2 separate regions of the Mus musculus genome follow, and region 1 is linked to region 2. The links are chromatin loops, found by intact Hi-C in ENCODE. Cell type or tissue: gastrocnemius. All regions are shown on one strand. Each heading gives the region's core, and the rest is flanking DNA. Links, peaks and the distances in the headings are about the cores only.

What was found. A loop is a pair of places that touch in the nucleus more often than their neighbours do. Peaks named below come from ENCODE experiments on the same cell type or tissue, not always from the same donor. Only the 100,000 strongest peaks of a DNase experiment are listed, where the experiment ranks them.
Region 1: a loop joins it to region 2, with 2.1 times the contacts of the local background. A loop is called at or near these places in 5 of 42 quality-filtered maps.

The regions. Positions count from the first base shown.
Region 1 is chr12:99,542,893-99,545,797 of GRCm38, reverse strand. It overlaps a transcript of Foxn3 not described here. Among named protein-coding and RNA genes, the nearest start is that of Gm26839, 19 kb to the left of the region's middle. In gastrocnemius, for the core only: a CTCF peak has its summit at 1,795 (motif pointing right); no DNase peak of the experiment used is centred there; H3K27ac peaks cover 1,506 bases.
Region 2 is chr12:99,392,660-99,395,564 of GRCm38, reverse strand. All of the region lies in intron 1 of Foxn3 (forkhead box N3), which reads left to right. It overlaps Gm51999, which reads right to left. Exons shown (of 1, transcript XM_030247043.1): 1 at 1,921-2,905. The coding sequence ends at 1,936. Among named protein-coding and RNA genes, the nearest start is that of Gm51999, 1.9 kb to the right of the region's middle. In gastrocnemius, for the core only: a CTCF peak has its summit at 1,726; DNase peaks (open chromatin) are centred at 1,911 and 2,427; H3K4me3 peaks cover 1,245 bases; H3K27ac peaks cover 2,500 bases.

The sequences.
Region 1 (2,905 bases), core at 253-2,752, 150 kb before region 2:
TCCCCCAAGTTAACGCATTAATCCCTTTGTTGTTAGGCTCCCCGTTGCCAGTGCTTCATTTTTATGTTCTGTTGCTTAGAAAACGACAGTGACATATGGACGGAAGTTAAATTGTTGGAATCATATTCTGTTTTCTTTTCGCTGAGTGGTTTTCTTTCTCCCATGCCATGTACTATGGATGGGAAAGTCCCCTGACATTGCTGTAACTCTGATCTATTATCCACCTGCTAGGATGTAAACACTGTGCATGTGGCAAATCGCTTTATATGCCAATAAAGCCTGTGTTTTGGAAAAATGTCGGACTGTTTGTATCCAAAACATTGTTTGGAATCAAGTTCTCTAAAACAGGCAAATTAAGAATAGGAAGTGATATCCTGAATAGCATCATTAAAATTCCAGGAAAGGACAGACATCTTGCAAATGCAAGATGTGGTGAGGCTATAATTAGGCAGCAACCACACCACTGGTCTGCTTGAGAATACTGCTTCTCCTTAGACTCTGTTCCTGTCTGACCAAGAAGAGTCACTGTAAGGATGATCCAACAGGCAGGGCTAGCCTTCTCAAAGGCTACTACACCAGGCCCTTCACTACTGTGGCTTTTTCTTTTATAAAATAGGGGATAGAATTTTGTACAAAAGAGCAGAGTATAGCATTTTAAAATAAACTAGAGGAAGAGAAGGAGGCATACGGCTTGTCATATAGAGCTTGTCAGGTTTTTTTCTCCACTCCAAAACTTCCCAGACATGTATTAGTATACACACACACACACAAAATCTGTCTTATTTACTAAATCTCAGGGCATCAATGACATACAGGACCTGACAGACTGACATCATAGTGAGTTCCATCTTGCTGATGCCGTGAGGTACTGAGTGTCCCTGCCCCAGTGAGCATTTGTTCCTTTCTCTCTTTAGCATCAAATAGCACAAAGGAAAGAGTCAAGAACTAATAATTTTCCTATGGGCACCGTGGTCTTTAAGTGTGTATTTTTAGCAGAGGGCGTCCTTTGTTGTGGTTAGGTTGACCAAACATTCTGCTTTGTTTGTGGTGCTTCTGGTCTGTGCCCGCAGACGCAGTGAGGTCCCCACTGATGTCTATTTTTATCTCCCATCAGCGTCCTCATTTGCATGATAAGTTTTGCTCACCTAGCTAGCTCGCTCGCTCGCTCGCGTGGGCTGTCAGTGTGTCTAACATTAGCAGATGTAGTTTGTTCAGGTCTCCTCTTCTGCAGAGAAAAGTTGCTTACAATCAAAAAGAAGAAACAAAACAAAACCGGAGTCCTGGAGATCCATCAAGGCATTGAGGAACAAGGTTGAAGGTGAAAACCCACAGAAGGGAAGCTGAGCCTCTGGGCCTGTTTCCTGTTACTAGTGTGACTTTGTTAACCAATATCCATAATTCATATATCCAGAGGGCTAAAATGTAAGACAAACAATTGACCTTTTGGAATACTTGCTGCGGTTAAATCCCAGGAGAGCATGCTTTCTGGGGTGATAGAAACGACCTAAGATTGGATTCAGAGAAGGCTATGATGGTATGATTGGATTCATGAAAACCATTAAATGAATCCTTGTAGTTGGTGACTTTAATGGCGTGTAAATGGCTTCTTGTACTCCAAGGAAGTGTTTTCGGAGGCGAAATGGATGGATTCAATAAAGGGGATGCCAGTGAAGAGAGAATTGGTGACTTAGAAGATGGAGCAGAAGGAAATAAAGCCCAAGGCTGGAGTGTACTTCTGTGGGGCCCTGGAGTCTGTCCTCAGTGCCAAAGTAATAATGAGATAGCAACAAGAACAGTGACACCGGGAGGTGGCAGCACAGACAATAAACAAGATCATGAAGACATAAAATGTGGTAGGAATACCCCACAGATATGTAACTGTATATTCATCAAGAGAGAGAAAATGAGACAGAAGAGGTGTTTGTGGGGGGCAGTGTTTCAGGTTTTGTTGTTTCTGTTCTATTTTGTTTTGTTTTGTTTTGTTTTGAAGCAAGCTCTCCCACCGTAGCCCTGGCTGGCCTAGAATTCTCTATGTACAACAAGCTGGACTGAATTCACAGAGGTCCACCTGTTTCTGCCTCCCGAATGCCAGGATTAAATGCACGTGCCCCCATGCCCAGCTTCAAGTTTCTGTAACCCTTATTTATTTACTGTGGGTGTATGTGTGCGTAGGGAGGGGCACATGCTGTGACTGTGTGTGAAGGTCAGAGGGCACTTTATGAGATTTGGCTTTCTCCTTAAACCATGTGGGCCCTTGGGATTGAACTAAAGTTGTCAGGCTTGGCAATGTGCAACTTGACCTGCTGAGCCATCTCACAGGCCCAGAGAATGTTGGGGAAGCCCTAAGATATGGAACAGTGTACATACATATATACATATATATGTGCTCGTGCACACATACTCTAGCATTGTACAATTCTGAAAACAAACAGTAGTTAGAGTTAGGACCAGCAACTATTTGCCTTAATGGAGCCACCATGAGACTGACAGCAGAGTGTCTTAATGGAAACAATAAGGATCAGGTGGAAGTGGAACTTTTTGTGTGTCATTGCTGAAGGAAAACAACTGTTTGTCAGGTTCAGCATCTAAGACTCTTCAAGATTGAAAAACCAGTGGTTTTAAAGGGTGGCCGGGCTAACTTGCACTAAAGACAACTCCTTCAAGGGTACCTGTAGGATAGAAGGAATGTTGTTCCCGATGAGTGCTCGGATCTGCAGGAAGCAGGGAAGACCCACAGAAACAACAATTCGTTCAATGTAAGTAAATATTGACTAGATAAATAATGGTAATTGAGCCCCACGGAGCTTAACATAGACAGGGAGTAGACAAATGGCCAAGGAAGAGTGTAAGCAAAGAAGCTAATAAAGTGAAAGTTGTCCCGAGTTCCTCGTGGTGAAGGGCTAGT
Region 2 (2,905 bases), core at 261-2,760:
ACAACAACAACAACAGAAATGAGTTCTGGGTCTGAGATAGGATTCTGCTGTCAAATAGCTATTTAAAACAATAGTTTAAATTATTTGGCCTGCTTGAGATTTCTTGGCACCCAAGATATTAGGGTATATTTGGAAAACACAGCAGGAACTTGAGCATGAGGCCATTCCTACAGGAATTTGGCCCCTGGATGCTAATGTCAAGGCTGCCTGTCCCAGAGCCAGGGATCTGTTGAATCACTGTTGGAGGAGGGCACACCAAGCTCACTCTGGCTTACAGCAAAGGTCTGCTGGGGTCCATTTTAGATCACCAGGCAGGCAGACCTGTGGACCTTGCACCTTCCTTATCAGCCTTCCTTTCTCTCTTTGGGACAACACCTGCCTGACATCTCTTAGCATATCTCGAACGGAAAAGGGAAAAATAAGAAATCAAGTCATACTCAATAAATCTGTTTGCTGCCCCTTTTCCGTCTCCTGCCTGAGGTAGAGGTTGTCAGCACAATCAGCCCCCGGGTGGGGGGCTCCTTTGATGTGTACAGCTAGGACCCCCACCTAAGGGTATTGGGACTTAGGGTTGGCTTTCCAGATGTTTCTCATAGGCTTCTCCAGACAAGCTACTCATTCAGCTTGCGAATGCCCTCAGAGGGAAAGGAAAGATAAGACCAGCCCATTAAAGGCAGCTTCCCCACTCACTGTGCTCCTTCCTCTCTCGATGGCTTCTTAGAGCCTAAACTTGTCCTGTGTGTTCAGTTTTTGTTTATTTGGCATGGCCAGCTCACACCCTAGGAGGCGAGTTTTTGTTGTTGTTGTTTCCGAGACAGGGTTTCTCTGCATAGTCCTGGCTGTCCTGGAACTCACTCTGTAGACCAGGAAGGGAGTTTTAAGAATGACATACATAGTTCAGGCCTAATCAACCTGCTTTGAGAACCTAGGAAGAAGGACTGGGGAGGAAATAATGTGCTGGGCCTACTTTAAGTAGAGAGATGCCTAGGAAGTGTGAGAGGGGTTGGGCGGGCTGGCAGCTCAAGGCGGAGCAGGGAGAGTACATTCTCTAAAGTCAGTTTTGACCTTTGGTGAGGATTAAAGATTGTCAAGTGACACGCTGTTGTAGGAGGGGGACCTGCCCTAGCTGAGCCACAGGTGGCTGATCTTCTCTTGTCCTGGTTTGGGTTACCAGTAGTGGGCCTTAGAATCACTGGTGTGCGACTCCAGAGATGATCTAATGTGCCTGCCACCGGGTACCTTCCGCGCTTAGTCACAAGATGTGCTCAATAACATAGGTGTCGCTGGATGACCTCAGGCTACCTTGGGCTTCTTCAGGTCTTCTGGCTGCTTGGCAAGGAGTGAAGTCTCTGTGAGTCTGAATTGCTGAAGATTGCCTGCCACCTACCTAATCTTGAAGTTTTGTTAAGTGGGGGATTGAGTCTCAGATTGGTTTGGAGTTTTCTTTCTTTCTTTCTTTCTTTCTTTTTTTTTTTTTTTTTTTTTTTCTTTTTGAAACAAACTTCTCAGAAGCACGTGGTATTTCTCTCACTGTTCTCTCTCTCCCTGTCTGGCTATGATAAAAGTTCCTGTCCAGCTGGGTTTTTCAGCCCAGTTCACAGATAGCTGTCCACTTTTCTGGTGGGCGTGGGAGGATGGCTTTGGGCTTCTCTTTGTAGGACCTGCTCGCCTAGCTACCTGGGAGTGGTGCACAATCCTATTTTTATTTATGTCACCAGCAGGGTGTCCTATTGGACTCTGCTTTCATCCTCACCAAAGGCAGCCGGCTGGTGAGCCTTGAGCAGTGGGTGGCCATTCTCTGGAGGTGTCTGGAGACTGGGTGAAGTGGCTGCGCCATTGGGGGGCGCGGGGTGGGAGGCTGCAGATTATCGTTTTAGTTGATGAAGCTCAAAATGGTAAAGGACGGAGATTTGTTTTCCTTCCAGATGGGGGCCCTTAGCCCAGCCTACTGGGGAGAACCCACTGACGTTGCGTTTGGGGTTCACCTCTCCCTTGGTGGTTGCGGCCATCCTCCTGCCCTCCGAAGCCAAGGCAACCTAGGCTGGGGATCAGTTTTTTCGTCCCCGGCAAGAGGTACATGGTGGAGGAGGACTGGACCCGCCTCGGGAGTGCTGCAGTAGTAGTTGGAGAGAAGTGGAGTCTTCTCTCTTCACCCTCAGAAGCCTCGCTCGCGTCGTAATTCTTTTTATTTTTACTTTCGAGCCTTGTAAGGCAGGCGGCCGGGGTAAAAGCGCTGCGGCGACACGTTGCCAGCTGCGCAGCACCGCCCGTGTGGCCTGAAGCAGGGGAGAGGGCCGGCCACGCGCCACCTGCCCGGCTCCCCTGGGTCCCTGGGTGCCGCACGGGAGCCCGGGAACCCAGCCTGGCCAAAGGGCCTCCCTGCGGACCCGCGCCGCAGCTCGGGGTCGCCCAGCCCACGTTTTCCGTCTCTCCGGCTCTCTCCGCCCCTCCCTCCCCGCGCTTCCCCTCCTCCTGCCTGGTCATGTGTCGCCTTTTTTTGTTTGCAGTGGAAACAATTTCTCGCCGCTCGGCGCGCCCCGGCCCCGACGCGCCGCAGCGGAGGCGAGCGGGAGGCGGGACGGGGCGTGGAGAGCGGCGGGGCCGGCGGGAGGACGCGGCGCCCGCGGACGCTCGCTCGGGGCCCATGCCGCGCCGCTTCCCGCACCCCTGTCGCCCGCATCCGCGGCCGCCCCCCGCCGCCCGCCCAGGGCTCGAGCGTCCACTGCGGGACCCCGAGCGATGCCCGCTGGGCGCCAGCGAAACTTTGTCGGCTGCGCTGAAGGCAGCGGCGGCCCGGCGCCGCGCTCGGCCAGGTGAGTCGGTGCCCGCGCCCGCCCGCACCACCCAGGCTGGGGTCCGCATTCCAGAGCCGTCGCAGCGGCACGGGGACGGGGCTCGCAATGCG